Regions from separate parts of the Mus musculus genome. Here region 2 is linked to region 1. The links are chromatin loops, found by intact Hi-C in ENCODE. Cell type or tissue: left cerebral cortex. All regions are shown on one strand. Each heading gives the region's core, and the rest is flanking DNA. Links, peaks and the distances in the headings are about the cores only. Region 1 holds the start of Ctnnd2 (catenin (cadherin associated protein), delta 2). Region 2 overlaps Ctnnd2 (catenin (cadherin associated protein), delta 2).

Region 1 (12,331 bases), core at 2,690-10,689:
ATTCCATTTAAGAGTAAGCGTTCCAAAGACTCTCAGTCTCTGTATATCATCACGTCTCCATGTTTGCTCCCATCTACTGCAGAAGGAAGCCTCTCTGATGATGGCTGAGCAAGGCACTGATGGATGAACACAACAGAATATTATTAGGAGTCACTTTATGGCTACATTTCTTTAGCTGAAAACTAGTATTTAGTTTTACTCTAGGTCCCTGGCCTGTCCAGTCTCAGGTTCTTGCCACCTGAACAGCATAGGGGATGGGTTACATCTTATGGAGTGGCTCCTAAATGCAATCAGATATTGATTGGTTGGTTACTCCCACAAGCTTTGGGCCCCCGATGCACTGTGTATCTTGCAGGTACATCATTACTGCGTATCAAAGACTATCTAGCTGTGTTGGTGTTTACTTTGTCCAATGGTAGCAGAGGGAGCACATTCCATTACTTTAAATACTGCATAGTAGAGATGAAGTCTCCAGCTAGGTACTAGCTTGACTTCTTCATGTTTAATGAGTTATATAGATGTCTCCATCAGCAATAGAGCCTAACTGTAAGTTTGAGGAAAGCAACTAAGAGCCTTGGCAATAGCCTGGGTTGTTTGGGCATTCTAAAGGGGGCTCTTGGGCCAACAACTTGGTTAGATGTAACTCATTCCTTCCTGGCACTGGAAGCTTCATTTGGTGACAAGAGATGGACAGTTAGGGCAATTTCACTTCAATTGTCTTCCTAAATTGGTTTTTAAAGTAAATTTATACTGTTATATATTTCAATATCACCCCTCAAAATGTCCCTCAGTTTTAGCTGGGCCTGTCTTCTTCTTCCCTCCACTTACCAATTTGATTCTCTTATTCCTGCCCCACGCTCATGCATCCACAACTGTCTACTTTATTTATTTTCCTTAGGGAAATACATCCCTCCTCCCTACTCTCTTGCTGTCTACCTAACCTCTGTGGCTATATGGCAATGAATTAACTACTGACATCCAGATATAAATAAATACATTCCATGTTTATCGGTGTCTAGGTTACCTTACTCAGTATGAGTTGTTCCTTGTTCAACCCATTTATCTGTGTCTTCCATTATGTAAATGCACCACATTTTCCTTACCAATTCATTTGTTGATGGACATCTTGGTTTTTTCTAATTTCCGGTTATAAGTGAATAGAACAGCAATGAGCATGGTAGCGCAGTGCCCCTGCAGTAGGGTGAAGAGTCCTTTGGATTTATGTCCAGGAGTAGCTCAGCGGGATCTTTGAGGAAAATTGGTTCCCATCTTCCTGAGCAACTGCCACACTGATTGCCATGGTGGGTGTACAAAGATGTGCTACCATCAGCAAGGGAGGAGTGTTCCACTTCACTCTACATCCTGACCAGCATGGGTGGTCAGATGTTTTATTGTTCTTAGTTGTTCTGACAGGTGTAAGCTAGCATCTCAAGGTAGTTTTAATTGTCCTCTTCCTGCCACCATGCCTTCACTGCTGCACCAGGCACTCTAACCCCTTGGAACCATAAGCCCACATAAATCCTTCCTTCTGTAAGTTGCCTTGGTCATGGTGTATTATCACAGCAAGAGTGACCACCACAGGCTATGCTCCAGCATCCAGGAGAGCTTCTTCTCCAGCCTCATCTCTGCAATATGATGTATTTTCGTAAATGTAGCGAAGTCATCCATTTCTGTTGGCCTAGACCCCTGATCCACAGTCCATTTCTGATGATTGGTGTGTGTCCTTTTCTACATCTACCAGGCCACATAGAATTCAGAGATTTCAGAACAAACCGTGACCTCGATACCTGTGAGGGACTTTATTATACCCCTCACTGAGCCCCGAGTCTTTCTGTCAGTATAAGACCTGACTTCATTGTATATCAGAAGAACTCAGCTCTTACCGAATACGACCTCTCCTGGTTTTGTGTTAGGACTTCAGGCACTATTTATTCCCCATGCTACCTGCAGGGGTATAATTGACAATGGACCCATACGCTCAGACCTTTGAACACTTGGACTCCACTTGGTGGCTGCTTGGGAAGGATAAGGAAGTGTGGAGTTGCTGCAGGACACGGGGTGAGGATGAGCATGTTTTCAATCATAAGTTCTGCTGGATCTCCCCCTCGGATGCTTTCTTCTATTCTTATTCAATAACCCTAGTTTATAGTCATAGGGAATTCATCATCTGCTCTATTGTTCCTTATTGATTCTATAAACTTATCCCAGTAGTAACCACAGTAGATACTCAATAAGCATTTTCTGAATGAACAAATAGAAGAATGAAAGAATGTTCCCATCATATGAGCTTTAGTGTAATAAGAGAGTCTACTCAGAGTGCAAAGTTTTTAATCAAATGACCCTGGCCCTGCTCTTTGCAAGTGTGGCTAAGGGAGATTAGTTAATCGCTTCTTTCTTTCTTTCTTTCTTTCTTTGTTTCTTTCTTTCTTTCTTTCTTTCTTTCTTTCTTTCTTCCTTCCTTCCTTCCTTCCTTCCTTCCTTCCTTCCTTCCTTCCCCCCTCCCTCCCTCCCTCCCTCCCTCCCTCCCTCCTTCCTTCCTCCCTTCCCCCCCTCTCTCTTTCTTTCGCAGTATCATTCTAAAGTAACATGCTGTATCTTTTATGCTTGTTATTAATAATATTCATCATATAAGTCAGATGTCATATTACACAGATGGGTTACTGTTACAGAAACTTCATTGTAGAATTTAAATAATGGTATTTTAAAAAAGATTTATTCTAATCATTTATATGTCTATATGTATCTGCATGAGAATACAGTACATGTGGAGGTTAGAAGCAGGTGTCCAATCTTTTAAACGAGTTATAGGTGGTTGTACACTGTCTCACATGGGTGCTGGAGCCAAAGTTAGATCCTTTCCAGGAGCAGTATGTGGTTTTAACCTCTGAGACATTGCTCCTGCCTATAAATTACAAATTTTAAGAAATTACCACAACTATTGGTACTTAAATACAGGACAGAAATAAAATTGTTGACATCTAGTTATACTTCTAAATTTCAACAAACATCAACAGGTAATACATTTTAAAAATGTCAAACCACCATTTCCTAGTTAAATTTCATTATCTTGATATTTTACCAATAAAGAGATTTTCTTCTAAAGTCAACACAATCTGAACTCTAAAACTTGACATATGACTTTACAAAATGTGTTTCATTAATACATTTTATTCTCAAAACTTAAGCCAAACTTCCATGTAAAAATGTTTGCTTCATATTTTAAGTTGATTTTGAAAAATCAAGAGAAACGTGTTGCTTTGAGATGTGATTTCTACACTGCGTTGCTCTAATGATGTGCAAACAGACGAGGGACAATAACGATTTGCCATGTAGCATTCATTGATCAATATAATTCGAAACCACCAGAATAACAATTTTCTGGACTCAGAGTGGATGTGTGAATTTAGGATTCTGCTCCTCACTGGAACTGTCAGAAGCAGCAAGCAAAAGATGGCAGCAGCGAGTCGTCCGAAGGCTCAGCACCACACAGGAACACTTCACCCTAGTTTTCACATTATCTAATTGTGAACTTAATAATATCTCCAGTTACAAATAAATCTGGAAGGACAGAAATCATAAATGTTTCAACGAAGTGCATCAAAGAGTAAATGAAATCCTTGTTGTTTAGGGCATGTCTGCTTCTTAAAGATCCCACACCTACCACAAGAAGTTCTTCAGGGACTGATCATGGGTGTTGCCATAGCGATCAATAAATCAATGGGAATTTTGCGATTTCTCATAAAGCAAAGCAAACAACTTTTCTCTCATACTGGATCTTTTTGGATATAAACATATGTATATGCTATAAGGATAGGATCTGTGCACCTACTACGATATCTGATTTTGTCTTAGTCTCTTCCCTGTCCCCACTGACTTACTGACTCCTTAAAATTCATAAGGAGAAAAACAGGGATCCAGAGAGATGGCTCAGTAATTGTGCTTGTTCTGCAAGTTTGAGAACCTGAGTTCAGGACCCCCATAGAATGACTGGTGAGGCCATGTAACACACCTGTAAATCAAGTCTTGAGGGGACCTGGAGACTGGAGGTTTTGGGGGGCTTGTTAGCCTCTAAGTTCACAGGTTCAGTGGAAGACCAAGTCTTAAAGAATAAAGCCAAGAGGGACAGAAAAGAACATTATTGAGTTCTCCCTGGTCTCCGGGCATCAGCACACATATTCACATAGACCACATGCCTCACATACATACATACACGTATCTCTCACACATGCTAGCACATACAAATCACACAAGTACAAACAGAAACAGACACACAGAGGCTAAGCGCATCTTTTATTATGTAACACACACACACACACACACACACACACACACACACACACGAGATGTGACAGCTGGTGTGCCTTACAAGCCCCAAATTCCAGATTCAACTGAAGCTGATGTGGGAAAAAAAAAAACAAAAAAACAAAAAAACAAAAAACCAAACCTGCAAATGACCACATATCTTCCCTCACAGGAATCAGGCTATGTTAATGTCACACCAGCTTCGAAGGAGAACCTACACTGGAGAACAACTTTTGGGAGTGAGACTGAGCCTACTAGAGGTAGATGGAATGACTGACGGTGCACATTTCCCTGTTGTGAACAGTCATTACTCAATCTCTTGTCTGTTCCTTTACATATTTAGTCTGCTTAACTTTTCTTTCCACTTGCCTCAGCCTTTCACTAACTCCAGAGAATAATAGAGGCTATCTCAGATTTAATGCAAGCATTTTGACCTTGTTGGATAATCTCTTGCAAACTGAATAGAAATGTCCCTGAGATTACTGAAGCTGGAACCCCTCTTATTACAAGTTCGGGGTTCCTGGTCCATTTATCTGTGTCTCAGAAAATGGCTCTGGGAAAGAGTAGGGTGGGGTGGGCTGGCTTCAAAGTAAGGATCTTTGGTGGAATAATTATGGGACGTATTTGTCCTGCATGTGACTGACAGACTTTGCAGCCACACAGGGACATAGATGAAGGTCCTGAGGGCCTGCCTGCCTTGGAACTTGGCATGGGTTTCGTTTTCCAACAAGACTTTTCATAGTGTGACTTTGCTTGCTAGATTTAGCACTCTGTGTTGCCTAATGACTGACTAACTGAGAGACATTCGGAAATCTCAGTTGGAAATGGAGCAAGCTTCACAGACTCCACCGCGGTCAGTGGAGGAGGAGCAAAGTTTTCATTTTAGCACGGGACAATGGAAGAGAAGAGGAAAACAGTCGTGGAGGTGTCCAAGAAGACAACTGGGTGAGACGTGACAGGAAGACGAAGAGAATTCATTAAAGCTCTAGATCCAGCAAGGGTCTTCCTTGTAGGAAGTTTACTCATATTCCAGATTTTAAAACCAGACTGAGTTTGCATAAAGCATAATCAGAGCAGGAGGTGGTGGAGATGGGGCCCCAACACTACGAAAGAACCTTTCACAGACGTCATGCGTTCTTTGCTTTGGAACCCTAGAATCTACAAGAACATCCACCCCCATCCACTAGCTTTCATGGCTGGCCCGGTGCTCTCCTTAACTCACAAGCTACTCTAAAACCCCTCAATCGCTGCCCCTTTGCAGACCAACATCTGCCCCGCAGAATCAACTCTCCGCGTAGGCTCTATCTCGGGTGCTGTCTGTTCCCGGGGATGCGCGGCCCTCTCCCAACCTGAGCCGCCTCCTCCCATCTCTGCTGCTGTTGCTGCCGCCGCGAAAACCAGAAGTGGAATTCGCGTGGCGAGGCGCCGCGCTCTCTCGGCGGCACTGGGCATGCTCCGCACCCGGGGCAGGTTTCGGTGGTGGGGCGGACGCTCGCTCGCTCACTAGCCAAGCGCCGGAGCCGGCCGCCGCGGCTGAGCCGGAGGCTGAGCTGCGGCGCGCGGCGGGAGGAGCCTCGCTCTCGGCGGCGGCGGCGGCGGCGGCGACACAGGTGGCGCGGGCGGCGCGCAGGGCGCAGCTCGAGAGCGCTCGGCGCCGGGCGCCAGGGCGGCCCAGGCTCGCGCCCGCGGCGGCAACCGGCCGAGCGGAGCGGCGGGCGCGGCGGCTCGGTAGCCCGGCCCGAGCCCGGGGAGCCCCGCGGAACCCTGAGCATCCCGCGGCGCCCGCCGAGTCGGGCAGGGGGCGCTACGCTCGCCGCGCTCGGAGGGGCGGCCGGGCCGGGCGCTGCGCACTCGCGTCGGGAGCCGCCTCTCGCCTGCCGCGCTCGCCCCTGCTCCCCGCCAGCATCACTTGTCCCGCGGCCGCGCTCCGACAACAAAAGCGGAGGATGCTGCAGCTGGGCAAGGTCAGGACCTTGCTCTGAAGCCGGGCGGCGGCGCGCACGCCTTTCCCCCGACTGAGGAGCTGTCTTTGGCGGCGGGTGCATGTTCGCCAGGAAGCAGTCGGGCGCCGCGCCGTTCGGTGAGTTGCCTTAGCTGAGCTGCTGGAGCCGGGCGCATCCTCCGGGCGTCGTCCTCTTGCTCACCGCCGGTGGGGGTTGGTCCTCCGCTTCCAGCGGGGCTAGGGGTGGCGGCGGGCGGCAGTGGGGTGCTGTCTGCCCCGGGGGAGGACCGCGATCCTACCGGCTCCCCTCTTGGAAGGCGGCTCTCCCCGCAACGGGGTCCGGGGTCAGTGTCTTTCTTGGAGCGGTTACCAAGTGGCTTCTCCGCGTGCTCCCCTCCCTGCCACCCCTCTACCTCGGAGGACGCGTATATAGGGCAACACCGACTGCTCCCCGCCACCCTCCAGAGCAACCCGGTTGCATTCATGACGTCCCTAATATACCGGAGAAGACGGGGTGGGGGCGGGGAAGACTTCCTTCCAGTCTTTTGCCCTTATGTTCAATGTCATTACGATGTTTGGCTAGAACAAAATGGAAAGACTTAGTCATATGCGTCCATGGCCGTTTCTTCAGTCTCCCGCTGCTCGCCAGACCCAGACCCCTTTGGTCTATATTTAGCGTTTCCGAGGAAGCATTTTCAGAGGGATTCACAGGCTTCCGGGGGCTTCTCTGTCCTGACAATAGATAGCGAGGCTCTGGAAAGCGCTGCCTGACAGCCAGGTTTGGCAAGGGTGCTTGTGCATGGGAGATAGGCGTAGCGATATTTGGGTGATTCGTAATTAATGGCTGAAAGCAAAGCTGCGTTTCGCTCCCCCCTTCCTCTTCTTCTTGTGTGTAATGTGTTTTCATCGATTGATACTCAGCATGTTGAGCCACTCTGTTCAGAGTAAAGTCTCTAGGAAGGAGGTGCAACCTCCTCGGTCGGAGGGTGGGGGTCGGAAAACAGACTTGGGGGCTTAGAGGGATGTGCATCTCTGTATTTTCCACAAGGAGCCACTTATTTCTCAAATACCCAAAGTTGCGTTTTCACTGTAAACACCGGGGTAATGAAGGGTGTGGAAGAAGAGGATAATAGAGGGGGAGGCTGTGCTTGCAAGGGGTTTGTATTTCCCTCATTTGAACTGATCTGCTGTGCTTCAACTCTGCAAGGCTGTATACGTATGCATGCCTAATGTTCTCTAAGAGATATGTTGGCTTAGAAAAGAGATATGTAATGAGCAAAAATCAGGCCCGATAAGCATGACGGACAGTTCACTTTTAGGAACTGTGTGACTGATATTTAAGACGCCGAGAATTTTCTGCATTGACTTCCATGAAAATGGGGAGGTGTTGCCCCTGCCCATGAGTTACCTCATTTTGCACACTTCCACTGGTGGTAGTTCAGTTGATGTGCCCGCTGGTGAGCATGTATCAACATAATTGGAAGGCTCCCCAGCCCCGCTACTAAAATCCAGTGGAAGATTGTTTGATATGACTCCTTTTGGATTGCCAACGTAGAACAGTGCATGATTTGGGGGATCTGATATATGGGAGGTATGGCCAATAGAGGCAAGAATCCTCGTGTATGGAATAGCTGCTTTCAACAGCCAGATGCCTCTTCCTTTAGTGATTCTCTGTGCCAAGCAGAATCCATTGTTAATGTTGAATAGTATCCGTACTGGTCTGTGGGTTACAAGGTCCAAAGCTTGAATGAAGATGGGCTATGCTTGGAATTAGTTGTTGGAATATAGAAGGACTGTAATTTTACTAATAACAAGCGAGCGTGGGAAAAGCACCGCCGGAGGCTACTCTGCTTGGCTTAAGGGAACGCTGCGATTCCTTTGCCAACACTGCTGTAGTTTCACCTTTATTCACATTCAGGCAACTTTACAGGAGCGCTTTGAGCACACTCTTGGAGCCCTTGCATTATATCAATGTAAAATTTCTTTCAGAAGCATGCCTTAGATGAAGGAGGTGTACTTTCCCCTTTCCTTTCCTTTCCTTTCCTTTCCTTTCCTTTCCTTTCCTTTCCTTTCCTTTCCTTTCCTTTCCTTTCCTTTCCTTTCCTTGAGTCTAGTGTTTCAGTTTTAACCATGATTCTTACAGACGAGTTGACAACACTGTGTGCCTGTGTGTGCCTCCAGAGAGCAGCTGCTGGGCGTGAGAAAAACTCCATGGCTTCTGCATGAGACTTTTATGCTATATTGTGGGTTGAAAATGATAGTACCTGACTGAATGGCAGTTTTAGCAAGTGCATGAGGTTGGTGCTCTAATGAAATTGTCCTAGTCTTGTGCAAAGGGGTTATTTAACTGTGTGTGTGTGTGTGTGTGTGTGTGTGTGCACTTGTAAAACCAAATCACCATAGATGTCATTAATGTTTGCATTGTTTGTCATAAAAGTCATGCGCAGTCAAATGACAGTGTTACTAGCTACCACACATCTTTCGCAATACAATAGAATCACCAATTCTTCCTCCCATTTGGTGGATCATCACAGAGAAGGAAAATGAAATTCAGAAAGTATTAGTTGGGAAAGGCAAATGGAAGTTTCGTTAAATATTTTCTAAGTAAAATACCACTTTCATAATGGACTGTAAGAGTGAAAAATGAATTTTACTTTGTGCATGTAATTGAATGTGAATTGCCTCTTCCCAAAATGTAACTTTGCTGGCGGGCATGCACATGGAATTGTTGAAGAGTTCTGCACAGTTTTGATTTGTTTTTGTTTTTTGTTTTTTGTTTTTTAAATATATTTGCAGGTTCTCTTTCATAAAGGAAAACCATTACTTTTAAATTTGAAATGACCTCTAGCAGTTTGTTTATAAAACTGTGTATTCTTTGTGTGGACCAGTACATCTAGTTGTAAAAGCCAACTGGAGCCAGCCTAAAATATGTTTATATTTCCAACTTCCCCAGAATGCTCCCCCCCCATTATGAATAGAATATAACACACCCTTTGTAGTGTTTCTCTTTGGGAATGTTGCTGTCAAGTTAAAGGAAAGTGACACATGTGTCACTCTTGGTGACATAATTTTCACTTTGAAAAGATTCCACATAGCTGGACATATTTAAACTCAAATTCAAACTATGAATAAAATTCAATCAGGCACGTTGCAGTTAGTTTTTAAGCCAATTTGTTAAAGGTGTTGCATAATATTGTTCTGCTAACTTACTTACAGGTAAGTAAACTTTAAAATCCAAATTATCCCAGTGACTTATTAATAAGTAATAAGCCATATTACTGTCCATATTCCAAAGATAAAGTCCTTTGATGGATATATGAGCTGTCTATTGTTGCGTGTGAAAAGTTGATTTCAGAAAAACAGTTCACGATTCTTGTTGTTAGCTTCAAGTTTGTCTGACTACATGCCAAACTCGCAGCATTTTATATGACTATAAAATATTAAACATGGCATACATAAATAGTTTCCATCACATTGTCTGCCAACCCAGCCTACTGATTAATAAACTGCCTGGTTAGTTTTAATGAATCCAATTACATTCACAAACAGTACCTCCAACACAGGAAACACATAGGAATATTTTATCATCCTATGATCTTAGTCCATTAAATTAAATTAAAATACTCATAAAAGGTGGGATGATGATGGTGATTCTAGTTCTTCACCTTTTAATCACATGGCAGTTGAGGTGACTTCAAGGTTTGTATCTTGGTTAATTGATTTGTAGGAAATGGTACATCAACATTAAGATATTGAAGTTATACTCTCTCTTTCTCTCTCTCTATCTCTATATATGTATGTGTACATATACATATACATATATGTATATGTATACATATACATGTATACATATATGCATGTGTATATGTACACATATGTATATGTATACATATATATGTATATGAACACACACACACACACACACACACATCTATATAGACAGGTTACAAACAGTAACCAGATAAGTGAGACAGTAGTTCCTAAAACTCCTGTCTTAAACATGCATTCACCCATTTATTACCCTAATCAGGTTGTGTGCTGAATGCTAAACTTATTTTTATATGTTTATATATGTTTATATGTGTGTGTGCATGTATGTGTATATACATGTTGCAATATATTCCACTATTTTAAATTCATATAGCAATCACACACAGGTTGTAGGAAATGGCCCAGTTTTTTTTCTATATATTTGTGGTATTCTATAAAAGCTTTTGGAAAAGTAAATTTCAAAAAAAGGTAAATTTCAATAATGTAATGCTGTCTTCGTGTTCTCCAATGTGTGAGCCACTTATAATGTAGTTCTTAGTGAATGCCAATTCTTGTCTCTTAGCTCTTTTCCCTTGGCCATTTATGTGACCATCAAAACCAGCTTATTAAACTGTAAGTTGGGTACAGTAATGTAGAATATTTCAAAATGTTGGTTTGAATATAGAGTATGTGACTACCTGGCTTGCAAACTTATGCTTACTAATTAAGACATATGTTATTAATTGAATTATTAACATTGATTCCCATGCCCTCTGATAATAGGCATTATTGTAAGATTATTTTTATATAGATAGACCATTGTAATATTATATGTTGTAGATTGGCATCAAAATGACAATTTTTCTATCTCAAAATATGTAATTCCTTTATGTATTGAAATATATAACCATTAAGGTAAATGAAATTAAGTTCTATCTCCCAGCACCATTTCTTTCAACACGTGTTATATCCCAGTAGTGAGAAATCTCAAGACTTTGCTATTCTTTATTATTGTTATGTCAGCCTCCTGATTAAGATCAAATTTTCTACAAAGATTAATGTTGTACAGTGAGTAAACTGTTTAATCAGCACCACTCTGTGAGGTCAGATCTGAAACAGCTGCTCAGGGTAAAAGCAGAGAGCTCAGTGCTCACCAGAAAATCATTGCAAGGGAAGAAAAGGAAGCGTAAGCAGCAAAAAGTGTATGGATAGGAGACGACTTCCTCCAAATGATGTCATCAGAAAGAGAACTGAAGTGCGCACTGGTGCCTTGCTGAACTTCAGATGTCATTTCCACGGATTCGCTCCTCCAGGGAGCTACAGTGAGAACAGGCGTGTGAGCCGTGTCAGCTCTTCCAGGTTTGATCTCCTTGGGTATCCCTGAGTTCTCCCAAGTTGGTGTAGCTGTTACCTTCTGTGGCATATGTTATCTGGTCACCACACTCTGATGTTTCCTAGACTTTGTTACAGAAAATGACCCCTGTGACAGTAGACTAATTTATCTTCAGTCAAGGAAGAGTTTTGACAATCAACATAGTTATTTATATTCAAATTTATGTTTTGTTGTGGGAACTGCCAATTATGTTTTCAGAGTAAAATGAATGTTATAGCAAGAGGTGTCAGCTTGTTTTTTTGAGCAAAGTAAACAGGTGAGCCAATTATATGTGGTTAAGTCAGTATGGGTGTGTGTGTGTCAAAAAGTTCCACAAATTGTGAATGACATGAGTATCCAACTTTCTGAAAGCAATGGTTCATAGCATTAGGTCAAGGGGAACTGTTAGTTATGCCATTGAAATGACTAAGTATGGTTATCCAACATAGGTAAGGGCCAGGGTTTTCTCATTAGTATTGTTTTATTTGTTTAATAATTGTAGCAACACGAACTGACCTTAGAAATTAGACTTAAAAGATGTATGTTGGTTACCATACATCTATGAACATGATACATATCACTTCTGTTGGTTCAGGAGACTCTTCATGTCTACCAAAATACCTTCTATCATTTAAACACATAACATCATTAGTAGAGAATATTTATAGTTTATTTTAAAATTATGAAATGCAGAGAATTAATATGGATTAGTAATGTCTTTAAGGAGCGAAATAAATATCCCTACCCTGACTTCTAAGCAGGTTGGGAAACTGGAAGGAGAAAAGATAATAAAGAAATTCCATCCAAGGACTAAACATAGCTTTATGTGACAACTGAGTGACATCTCAGGTCCTTGGTCCATCATCTGTCTTCCTCGAGTTGGTAGATCCCAGTCTTGCTCTCTGCAGACAAGGTTATCTCCAGGGGAAGAAAGAAGCAGCCAGGCAACCTGTTCCTGTATTCTT
Region 2 (12,331 bases), core at 1,801-9,800, 110 kb after region 1:
GGTGCCAAGTTCCTGGGGGACAATGATGAAGATAAAATTCTTAAAGGAAAGCTCACACTTGGCTTTGAATGCTCTTGTTAATGTTTTATGAGAAAGCTAGCTTTTATTTATTTAATATACTTGATTTTTGGGGGAGGGCATTTTGTTTATATACATTTCAAATGTTATCCCCTTTCCAGGGCTCCCCTCTGGAAACCCCCTATCCCACCCCCTTCCCCCTGCTTCTATGAAGATGCTCCTGCACCCACCCAACCACTCCCACCTCCCTGCCCTAGCATTCCCCTACACTGGGACAGCAAGCTTTCCCAGAACCAAGGGCTTCTCTTCTCATTGATGCCCCAGCAAGGCCATCCTCTGCTACATATGCAGTCAAAGTTGTTTTAAAATAATACTTGTTTAGAAGTTTGGCTTAACGACTTAGAAAATAAAAGCTACAAAGTAAATATGTCATGTGTTTGCATGATTTTTTCCCTTTCGCACACAAACATGCCTACTCAGTACTTATCACAAGAGTATTAGAAAACATACCTACTTCTCAGTAGTTACAAGGGTAATATATACCAAAACAATTTCTGCAAAAATAAAATCATGTATAAAATGCATCAAATAGTAAAAGTGATCTTTGTTTGAAGAAACATAAGTTACTAAAATATTTTCTCTGCTTACTTTTGATCAGTGTGTCAAAATCTTTTTTTTTTTTAAGAAAAAGTTTCACAGAGTTATGCACAAAATGTTACAAGATTTTTATCATCATCCAGGAGCAGGGGGGCAGTGGGAAATGGCTGGATTTCAGTGAAAACAAAACAACAAAAACACCCTTGCCTGTTTAAATTTGTTCTCCACTTCAAGAATCATTCCTTCAAATCCCCCACATTAGGGGTCTACAGAGGCCAACCAGTGGTTGAGAGACTCACTGCTCTTTCAGGGGACCTGAGTTTAGTTCCCCATGTTAACAACTGCCTGTAACCCCATTTCCCATGCTGTCTTGTCTTCTCAGGGTCCTGAATTCACATGGTGCACATAAATTCATGTAGACACAAATAGCACATATGCATAAATAAATACATAAAATCTTTAAAAAATATATACATCAAAGTATCACATTTTTTTCTCCACAAAACCAATTATTTTAACCTAATTTTATGCCATTTAAATCTGCATGTGGAGCCCTTTTACCTACATTTATTAGTGATAATCTAGTTAGTGTTTATATTTAAAGCATACTGTTCAATGAAAATACTGAAATAGAAACATAAGCTTACTTTTAATTGTCTGTTTGAGGAAGATATATTTTATAATTCATATGACCTGTTAATTATCTCTTCACATTCTTTGTTATTTAAATTCCAAATAAATGTTTAATATGTTAAGGGTTTACAAATAAAAGTACAGGTTAATAGAGGTTAAGCTACTCCAAGGTAGATTAGCAAGGAAAACAAAATACTGAAGAACCAGAAGTCAGCTTCAGCTATTTCACATTCAGAGAGAGCATTTACACTCATGGCAGTTTGTCCCTTCCCCTAATTTTGTAGATTAAATTCATGATCATTTGTTATTTAAACTATAAAAGACAACCACTTTCTGTGAATCACATTATTTGGCCCACTCAATAATATGTTTAATGCACAATTACTACGAGAGTTTTAGAGTAAATTATTTTTCTATTAAGTATTACTTCAGACTGTCTTTGAAAGTATAGGTGTTTATAACTGGGCAAATCCTCTATTTCTGTAAAAAAATGTCTTTATCTATATGACACTGTCACACCAATATTTGTGCATACTTAGTTATCACAAGTGCAACTGGAATAATGTATAAGAAAATAATTTCTACTAATGAGAATAACATCCAACATATTAATGTAGTAAATTAATATACTGCTTGGAAGAAACACAAATTATTAAAACATTTTCTGTTTCTACTTTTAATTTTGTTGACACATTGAGGCTGGATTCAAAGTTGAGTTTGAGAGGAAATTGCATATAAACATACATTAAACATTATGCCATTTTATGGTCACTGAGGGGGAGAGGAAACTAGTGTTATCTTTCTGTACTTTATTATTATTTCTTATTGTATTAGATTTCTGTGTTGAATACCTAGAAGCTTTGTTATAAAATAATATCATGGAGATATATAGTAGGAAGAAAATAATTAAAATTTAAACCCCAAATGGTGAACCTTAAATTTCCTAAATTCTAGCAAATATTTAGTGCTGGGCATATTTGAAAAGTTTATTATTTCTATGATTATACCTCTGAACATTTTCACATGAAATGTGATTAGTGAATTTCTATTTAAATTTTTAAGGAAGATATTCCAGAATACTCAGATGAGGGATGGAGAGTTGGTTTAAAGATTAAGAGCACTTATTGCTTCTGCAGAGGAACTGGAATCTATTCCCAACCCCTTTGTGACAACTCATCATCTGTAGCTCCAGGGCCAGGAGATCCCGTGCCCTCTTGTGACCTTTGCATATATCATACACATAAGTACAATTCAGGTAAAATACTCATACACATGAAAAATAATAAAATAATCTAAAAAATTAAGAACACCCAGTTGGAAATTTAAAAAATAAATATGTAAATTTCAAATAACTTTTATGTTTATTGTTATAATTGCCCCAACTCATTATTCTTGTCAATTTTTAGTGTGCTTAATTTATAAATAAAATTTTATATCTTATATGTAAAATAATTTTATATGTAAAATAATAATTTTACATATAAATTTATTTTATATTTTATATAAAAATTATTTTATATTACATATAACATTATTTTATAATTATATACAAAATTATTTTATATTATATAAATATATAAAATATATTAAGTATACAATATATAAACAATAAATTTTAGACAAAAAATAAAATAACACAGGTGTGAATGTATAGATGAAACAGCGCGAGTAGAGTTTGGTATGATCCTTCCTCAGTTTCACCATCCACTGATGAGTCTTGGGTTGTGTCCTCTGGGAATAACAGGATTGTAAATAGATAGGTAGAAGCAGCTCTCCCTGTCATCCATTGTGTCTACTTCCGTTGGTGGACATTAAGGTTTACAACAGAATTACAGCACCTCACATGGTATTTTGCACAATACAGCCTTGCAAATTGTGGTTAAAAGATTGAGCGACTGAATGCGCTTTTTTCCTGAAGAGTATTGTGTTTCTTTCTTTCCAATTTCATAAGGCCATGATGAGGAGAAATTGGCATAGAAGAAGATATAAAATTAATAAGTATGAGCACAATGGTGTTTGAAAGGGGATATCATTGCATTAATTTTCCATGGGGATGATAGCATGAGTTACTGAATCAAGCCTAGCAGTCATTCCTACAAGGGTTTGAACCATTGTGAAAACATGGGGTCTCCCAAGTAGAGAAGGAAACCAGAGCAAATAGGGAAAACCTATTCCAAAGGATGCTAAATTTATGTTCCATAACCCATCAGTCACTCGTTTGCTGGAAGATAGGTGGAGTAAAGTCTAATTTGGTCAATGGCTGCTGTTGACAGTTCTTGTTCCCCAAGGATGGAACGTTCTCATCTTTTAGTTCTGTTAAAAGTGGTCTTCGTGGACAAAGAAGTTTAAGTATGCTTCCAAATTTTAAATGAATTCTAAGTACTTAGCATCACAAGCAGAGATTTAGCTACAGACAACAAAGAAATCCAAAGAGAGAGACAAAGGCACAGAGCAAGACTCTTTTGCTCTGGCCAGCACTCACTGATGTAAAGCTGCTCTGATCTCTTACAGGGTGGAACACGTGTGCCCGCAGCCCAGCACCTAATTACATAGTGTCTTGCTCAGTAACCAGCTGATTGTTTTATAAGATTAGCTCAGTTTCTAAATTTTTAACAAACCAAACAATAAAATATGAATATCCACAAAGCTTGAGAACTTCGCTGGCCACATTCTCATCCCTGGCTTGTGATTAATAATAGCTTTATTGTTTGGAGAGATCCAGGATAAATGTTGCCTGCTGTATGATGGGCATAGAGTGGTTGGATGAGCATGTTCATTGCAGGCCAGCAAGGGTACAGAGGACATAAAAACATGCGTGGTGTCTTATAATAATTCTTGGTAGTGAATCTGAAATAACTATACCATGTGCATAGAAACACACGAGGTACCTTCTAATAGTTCTCACTAATAATAGTGAAATAACCATGGCATGAGCATAGGGGTTCAGTTGATCTGTTTCTCAGAAAATATCATCGTGATAGTCTAAGAATAAGCCTACTAGAAGTGAGCATTTTATAAGGAATTGTTCCTATGGGTATAGAGATTCCGTAGTATTGGCCAATCCATTGAATACAGCCCAGGTTTATTGGGGTGTCCTTTTTTAATATGCTGACCCGGGAGCTTATAACAGCAGAGAGCTTTCCTCCTATTCTAGAGGCCAGGGGTTTGAGGCCAAGGTGACAGCAGGGCTGGGCTTTTCTGAAGCTGCTTGGGTATCTGATTCATGCCTGGGTCTTAGGTTTCCATCCCGTTGGAAAAACAAAACTCCAAAGTTGTGGTGCCCAGTTCCCAATCCCAGATGGTCTTCTGCTGTCATGCTTATCTCTGCCAACAACTGTATATGATTGGGGGCTCACAGTACTCTAGTGTGAATACCCCTCAAATAATTACATCTATAAAAACCCCCTTTCAAATACAAGCACGTCCGGTTTAACTGGGGGTTAGAACGTTAACCTAGGAATGAGTCCAGTTTAATAGAGCCAGTGGAGTATGGAAAAACTAAGAAAGGAGTCAGGGATGGGTGAGGCTTTTTAGAAGGAGCGACTAGAAGAGTAGGTGGAATACTTACTGGAACGAGAAAATCGGGAAGATCAAATTAGCTCTCTGTCAGCGGCTGGGCTTTAGCATGACTGACCTTGAAGTGTCCATGTGAAGTGTATTTTGTTTGAACTGGGAGCCAGAGTATCACAAGTACTTACCAAATGATAAACCATAAACTATATATTTAATTTAAAAACTCCATTAATAACCCAATATCTCTCTGTAGAGAAAAATTACAGGAGTGATTTTGGTGAGGTAAAGTATAACTTTCAGTGACACGCATCACTAATCAAGCATGGTGTCCGATTCTTGTTTGGCAAATTTAGCTTTGTATCCCTTCGAGAGTATAGCTTATGTATTTATCCATGAGCTGGTTTACCATTTCAAGCCTTTTTGGCAAGGTTTTGTGGGCCATGAATGGGGCTCCGGGAGAAGAGCTTCCCTGAGGGGATGAGGAAGTGCAAGAAGAATAGAAGCCTTGTGAACTGCTAGAATATTCTTCCTTCAACAGGACATTGCTGTTTTATTGGTGAAAGTAACCATGGAATTTGATAATTAAAAGGACGAATGAGCAAAATTTTAGGCAACAGGAAGTGAGAATTTTTTAAAAAGCTCTGTCAAGCATGAGTGATACCTTAAACACACAATTCACTGGCCTGATGCGCTTTCTCTTTAGACCCCTGCTGTAATTGTATTTGAATGTCTACAAGTTTTCATGCCTACACAGAAGGATATAGGAAAGGGGGTGTTCAAGACTTTTCCTGTCTCTTATGCTAGGAGACCCTGAGATCTTTCTGCCAGAGTGTTCTATCATTTTATTGGTACCTTTGAATTACTTGAAAATCAAAAACTCGATATAACCATGCAAACTAATTTTCATAGTTAAAATTTGGGCTGCAGTGATTATTAGTGATGAATTTTAATAGACATATTCAGACTTTTAAAATATGTATATGAATATATTTTAGAGAAAATGGGATCCTGGTGTCTAAATCAGCATCGCCTAACGGTTTGTAAGTGTAGAACATTGCCATGATTATTATCAGTCCTTCCTGACTATGTAATTAGAGCATTGAGTTTGGCAGGAGTTCCCTCATTTAAATTGATTATCATCTGAGAATAAAAACTTCGAGACTGCATGGTCTAGTGAGGAGAAAGGAGAATTGATGGGGAGAAATTCTGGTTCCATTCCCAGATTTAGAATAGCTCCATCATATGACTTGGACATCAAGTCAATTAATTCTATTTGCGGAGTGTTAGTTGCAGCTTCCCCCTTCCTTGGCAAGCCGTCTGCATTGCCGATCCTGTTCTCTTTGCTTGCCCGGTGAGTCTGATCAGTACACACGAGTTGACTTTTCCTTACTCATTAATCAGGAAAGGGGGGTTGGACAAACAGAACTCTGAAGGACAAGCGGTGCTTTCCGAGAGTAATTTTGGATTTCTGTGTATAGGATTGAGGGAGCAGAGGGCAGACAGGAAGTTTACGTTGCCATGGCTATGTTGTGTTTTCAGGAGCAACTTTCCTAGATACACTGCAGATTATGCCTGGGTTTTACAGCCCATGGCGTTAGTTTCTATGGCATTATTCTCCACATTAGCGGGTTTGTTTAGCAGTTAGAGCACTACCCAGGGAACTGAAAACTGTCCGCTACAACAGTCGTCACTTTAGTACATGTAGGCATCGTGCCTCAAGTGGACGTGCTTTTGCCCCCTTCCATCCATAACTTTATACTTGATCTGGCTTGCACGCAGCTCAGAACCTGCTCCCGTTTTCATCCCAGTTGGGATATCATTTTGACTTCCTATCACCATTTGCTTGTTGCTGGTGGCGATACCATCTGGCTCCTTGTTTACTTCATTGACATGGTGACTCTCTGTGTCCTCTCCTGGCTCTGAGCCACACTGCCTCCCTCACTACTCCCCGAACAAAGCAAACCAATGGGCATTTCAGAATAACAGGAGTGTCTTGCCTCAGGGGTCTGGAGTCTGGGTGTTGGCAGTGCAGCGAGACATCCAGAGCCTGTAAGGGAGGATTCTTTAGTGCCTTTCGCTTCCTCTAGCAGCCTCGTAATTAGGAGATGTATCAGCAGATTCTTCCTCTAGCATCTATGTACTACTATCCTTTGAAAGCGTTAACCACTGGATGGGGTTATCTTCATCCAGGGTGATCCCATTTTATCCAGTGGCATCTGCAAACATCCTATTTCCAAAGACTGTCCTATCTGTGGATCTTGTGGAGTCAGGCAGACCCCCTTCTTCATGGAGAATGCTGGTCCACACTGTGCCCTTGCCTTCCTAGGTTGTTAATTTTAACCTAAGATTTTTCCACTCTATACTGCAAGATTGTTCCATATCTCCATCAGGGTCATGGCTCCAGTTTTTTCTCATAAGAATACCAGTAGCCTTTCTTATATGAATGTTTTGGTAACTGAATAAAATATATTCACCCTCTTCATAATACAAGCAATGCCGAGGATCAAAGGAACAAAAAGAGTCTGTGAAGGAGAACACTTGGAGTAATTCCCAAGGAAATATTAGTAGAGTGGGTGCTTTTATTGGGTGAACAACTTACCAACTTCCCAGTACATTCTCATGTGGGATGAAATTCTCAACACATGGACAGTGAGTATGTAATGCTTAATTAAGGATAGCTCTTTATGCAGTAAGTATTCAAAAGGAGTAAACTGGTAGACCAGGCTTGTGACCCAATTGACTTGGGAAGCTGATGCAAGAACGGTAGAAGTTCAGTGCCTGACTGGGCTCTAGAATAACCTCAAACATCACTTAGTCAAATTCTAGAGGCTTGTCTGGAAATGAAATATAAGTTAAAATAGGCACTGTTGCAGTTCATTAGTAGACTACTTACCTAGCATACAAGGGTGTATCTCTAGGTTCAGGAAAAGGGAAGTATGAAAGAAAGCCTTACCCAGAGAGTGTAGGATTAGAATGATCAAAGATTACATGCCACCCCCAAGTCACTTAAAGTGTATCACAGTTCACTTCAGATTACTTCAGATTATGTGTGGGTTAAAGACTGCTGCAGGGTCTCCAGCTTCTTCCTTCCTTCCTTCTTCCTTTCTTCCTTCCTTTCTTTCTTTCTTTTTATTTCATTTATTTTTTATTTTTTTAATATTTTTTGGTTTTTCGAGACAGGGTTTCTCTGTATAGCCCAGGCTGTCCTGGAACTCACTTTGTAGACCAGGCTGGCCTCGAACTCAGAAATCCGCCTGCCTCTGCCTCCCGAGTGCTGGGATTAAAGGCATGCGCCACCACGCTTTATTTATTTTTTATTAGATATTTTCTTATTTTATATTTCAAATGCTATCCCAAAAGTCCCCCATCCCCCCCCCCACTCCCCTACCCACCCACTCCTACTTCTTGGCCCTGGCATTCCCCTGTACTGAGGCATATAAAGTCTGCAAGACCAAGGGGCCTCTCTTCCCAATGATGGACGACTAGGCCATCTTCTGCTACATATGCAGCTAGAGACAGGAGCTCGGGGGGGGGGGGGGAGAACCCAGATGCCCCTTAACAGAGGAATGGATACAGAGAATGTGGTACATTTACACAATGGAGTACTGCTCAGCTATTAAAAAGAATGAATTTATGAAATTCCTAGGCACATGGATGGACCTGGAGGGTATCATCCTGAGTGAGGTAACCCCAGCTTCTTTATTGTAAGCTTAACCAATTGTGTTTGAAAAAAGTGACCTAGCAGCTGAATGTTGTTTGTATCGACTACATAAGCACTGTGTTTCATGCAGAGACCAAAACTGACAGAGAAACAAATATTTATGTTCCATTCACCAAGAAAAGCTACGGCCATCATTATTTACAGAAACACTCTGAGCCTTCCACAGCCACAGCTGTGCGAAGAGGAGAGATACCCACTTCACAGAGAACATGAAGAAGAGGCTCAGTTCATACCATAGCAGCTCTGGTCAGAACTAAACCAAAGGTTCACACTTAACTCCACATATCAAGGTCACTACCACTCACTCAGAGGCCTCTGGACTAGGGCACACTAGACTGTTCTGATGATCACCCATCATCCTAGGCAGCTCTGAGTTACTGGATGAAACAAAAGTTGTTGGAGGATGGGAGTTAGGAATGGCAAGCAAAAGAAATGATATAAGTCAACTTGAGTTAAGCCAAGAAATAATGTTTGTGAGAAATTCATTTTTATTACGTTATTTTTAAATGCAAGACTCAGCTGAATGGAGAATAAATAGTAAATAAAACTGGAGATCACTGTCTGTGTTCATCATCAGAACAAAACTCACAACAAGGTCTGAAACTAATCATAGGAAATCGAGTCAGTTTTCAGAAAGGTAAAGATGGTTCAATTTTAGAAAACTAATGGATTAAACTTAGCAGGTTAATAGTCACCAGAGACCAAGCTTTGTTTTCATTCCATATTATATCAAAAATACATTCGAGAAACTTATTATACATAGATATGTCTTAAAAATAATTATCTGACCAGAAAAATAGGCAGAATTACTTAACTTGTTAAGGTAGACCAATATAAATATTTTCAGTAGTGAAATAGTGGAAATATTTCTATTGGATTCTAGAATCATAGACATTACATAATTGACAACACTCGAGACTAAAATAGTAACCCATCCTTAGCAACAGAGGAGAAAGGATGGAAAAGCACGGGGTGTTATTAAGACTGTATAATAATACACCAAGACACCTAGAGGAACACCCTGTAGACTCCTGGAACTAACTCATGAGTGCCTTTAAATACCCAGATGAAATCCTAAAACAGAAAACCAGAAATTTGTACATAGCTCCCATAACCAGAAAATATAAAATGTAACTGTATTTGCAAAAGGGAGTAAAATGATAAGACACAGGTAAAATCCAAACATAATTATAAAAACTGTTCTAGGAGAAATTTTTTAAATTTTATTGGAGTTCATAAAGGAAACAAGAATAAATGGGTTATACCTGCTTCATGAATGGGGAGTCTTGGGACATGAGTCTTGTGTAAAAGGATTAGTCTCAATAAACATGTGATAATCAGAGATCCCAAGGTAATTCAGGGTGGCAGGAAAGACTCAAACATTAAATATTATACAGACCTGAACAAATTAATCCAAAACAATTTCAGAATATGTATGCATTGCTTATTTCCATTCTGTGTTAAACTCATTATAGTTCCATTCTGAGAACTATAATGCATCATGTCACATGTCATACAGTTCAGCCTAGCAATAGACTCACGTGAGAGCGTTTGCTCTCTGGGAGTGAAAGAAGACATTTGTAGTCAGTGCCCCTGGTACAGTGTTTGGAATCAAGTATTTGTCTACAGAAGCAAGGCAGGATTGGACTTTTAATTTCATACTGTAAATACAAATTCTAGGTTATATAGACCTGGAATTCAATGTTTTTAAGTTACAAAATGTTTTTAGGTTACTATAATTTGGTCTATGCTCAAGTTAATGGATAACATCCCTCCAACAGTTTTTACTGAAGGGACATAACTTCCTTAGCACTGTGCTGGGTAGGACCTAAGTAGATTAATTGAGGTGCAATGTATAGGAATAGCTTTAATATCCAGACAGGGAAAGTCTTGAGACTTGAATAAAATATGTACTTCTCTATATCTATATATTCTATCTATCTATCCATCCGTCCTCCATCTGTCTATCTGACCATCTGTCCATAACTAGAAATGTTTGTGATCAGGAACATATAAATTATAACATATGTATACATTTAATTGACTTAGTTTTGAAATCCTATAAAAATGTTATGAAATGAAATTTTTCATGAGAGAAATCTCTTGGGTTTTAACTGCTCCACAAACAGGAATCTTGAAGGATAATATTTTGCGCATAAATAACGACTGTGCACCTTTTTAGAAATCAGCCTTCTATGTGCCCTGTGCACACACATACCCATTTATTTTCAGTTTCAAGTAAAATCACTTAAACATGTTGTCAACAGGAAACACAAATATCCTCACCTCCCCAAAACTGTGCCTGTATCTCACTTTTCTTATTGGACCTTTGAGAATAGCCATGTAAATAGTCTGCCTAGTAGTAATCCTTCCTAATGTATCTTCAGCCTAGAATCTAGATTACCAAGGCATGTACGTAAACACAGCTGACACACATAACCTGTCTTAATTAAGTGCTAGAAGTAAGTCTGACGATTTCTAAGATAATTAGTAAAATACTATCCAGTAACTCTTCTTAATTTAAAAACATAGATGCTCAAAGGCTCTACTGAGAAGCAAAAGTAAATATTCTAAGGGCCTCAGCACAAGAACCTCTGCTAACACAAGGAGGATCAGCCTAGTCCTGAATGGGGCCCCTGGGTTAAGGCTCATGTGTAGTGTGTAACTAGTTCCTCGGTTAACTGGTTAAAGTGCAGTAAATAAATCACAAGTTAGAGCTGCTGCTTTTCCCTTATCTGTACCCTGTGATTTATGTTCATTTTTAAAACACTTTCCCTGAGTTCATATTGAACATGAAGACATTTAGAATGTCTTGATTGTTCACAGATGGTTCGATGTCAGTGTATAGCTGCATAACAATTATGCTTGGCTGTATTTGACTGGAGCATTATTTAATGATATTGCTTGAACAGTTTCTGCTCCATTTATCCTGGGGATTGTATAAGAATATCATTCTTTAAATTTGGAACCATTATAGATGTTGATACAATCTTGTTCTTCTCTCCCATTTGCGAGTCTCAATAACCTGCCTACTAGTGAATAGCCCAGAGGTCTTATGCATGGATCGTGAGATCGATTCCATCCACAACATCTCAAACAGCCGTAAACGTCCAGCTCTGCAGGAAATAGATTGTGGTTTGTCACTTGTGTAATGTCACTTTCTGTGGAAGTTAGTTATCTTGTCTGTTGCTGTGAACAAATATTCTGGACAAAAGGAATGTCAGTGAGCAAGGCTCTATTCTTTGTCAGAGTTTAAGGGTACCACCCAGCATGGCAGGTGAGTCAAGGTGGCGGGAGACTGTAAAAGCAGAGGTCACATCACGTCCACAGTCAGGATACAGAGTGAGGAATCACTGCCAATCTGGATTGTTGGTTTGGGTCTGTGCAGTCCTGGAATGGAAATTAGGGTATGGTGTTGAATACTGTTGGAGTAAGTCTTTCCACCCTAGTTTGACGGGCTCACCATAGTCCCTTACAGGCATGCTCAGAGGCTCTGTAGTCCCTCATAGGTATGCCTGTGGACTTGTTGCCTAACTAATTCAAGAATCTGACAATCTGAACATCAATATCATCACACTTAGTATTCCTTGGACATCTTAATGATCTTATTTCTTCCTGAAACTCTATTTGAATATTAGGAGAATATCATTTAGTATAATAACATTAAAATATTGTTACCGTAAAACCAGCTAAATCAGAAGGAAAAGTGTCCCAAGGAGGACTTGCCTTTTCTTTTCCTTTTTCCTTCCTTCTATCTGATTCCCTCTCTCTCTCTCTCTCTCTCTCTCTCTCTCTCTAAAAGATGTCAGTGGATTTTTGTCCAAAATGAGTTCCTAGAATAGATACAGA

What was found. A loop is a pair of places that touch in the nucleus more often than their neighbours do. Peaks named below come from ENCODE experiments on the same cell type or tissue, not always from the same donor. Only the 100,000 strongest peaks of a DNase experiment are listed, where the experiment ranks them.
Region 2: a loop joins it to region 1, with 6 times the contacts of the local background. A loop is called at or near these places in 4 of 42 quality-filtered maps.

The regions. Positions count from the first base shown.
Region 1 is chr15:30,166,782-30,179,112 of GRCm38, forward strand. It overlaps Ctnnd2 (catenin (cadherin associated protein), delta 2), which reads left to right and starts at 5,753. Exons shown (of 23, transcript NM_008729.3): 1 at 5,753-6,382. The coding sequence starts at 6,346. It overlaps Gm31953 (a long non-coding RNA gene), which reads left to right and starts at 6,389. Exons shown (of 2, transcript XR_875097.3): 1 at 6,389-7,022. In left cerebral cortex, for the core only: CTCF peaks have their summits at 3,453, 6,128 and 6,334; DNase peaks (open chromatin) are centred at 3,449, 5,221, 5,728, 6,383 and 5 more places; H3K4me3 peaks cover 3,396 bases; H3K27ac peaks cover 2,403 bases.
Region 2 is chr15:30,279,751-30,292,081 of GRCm38, forward strand. All of the region lies in intron 1 of Ctnnd2 (catenin (cadherin associated protein), delta 2), which reads left to right. Among named protein-coding and RNA genes, the nearest start is that of Gm31953, 110 kb to the left of the region's middle. In left cerebral cortex, for the core only: no CTCF peak of the experiment used is centred there; a DNase peak (open chromatin) is centred at 6,013; H3K4me3 peaks cover 787 bases.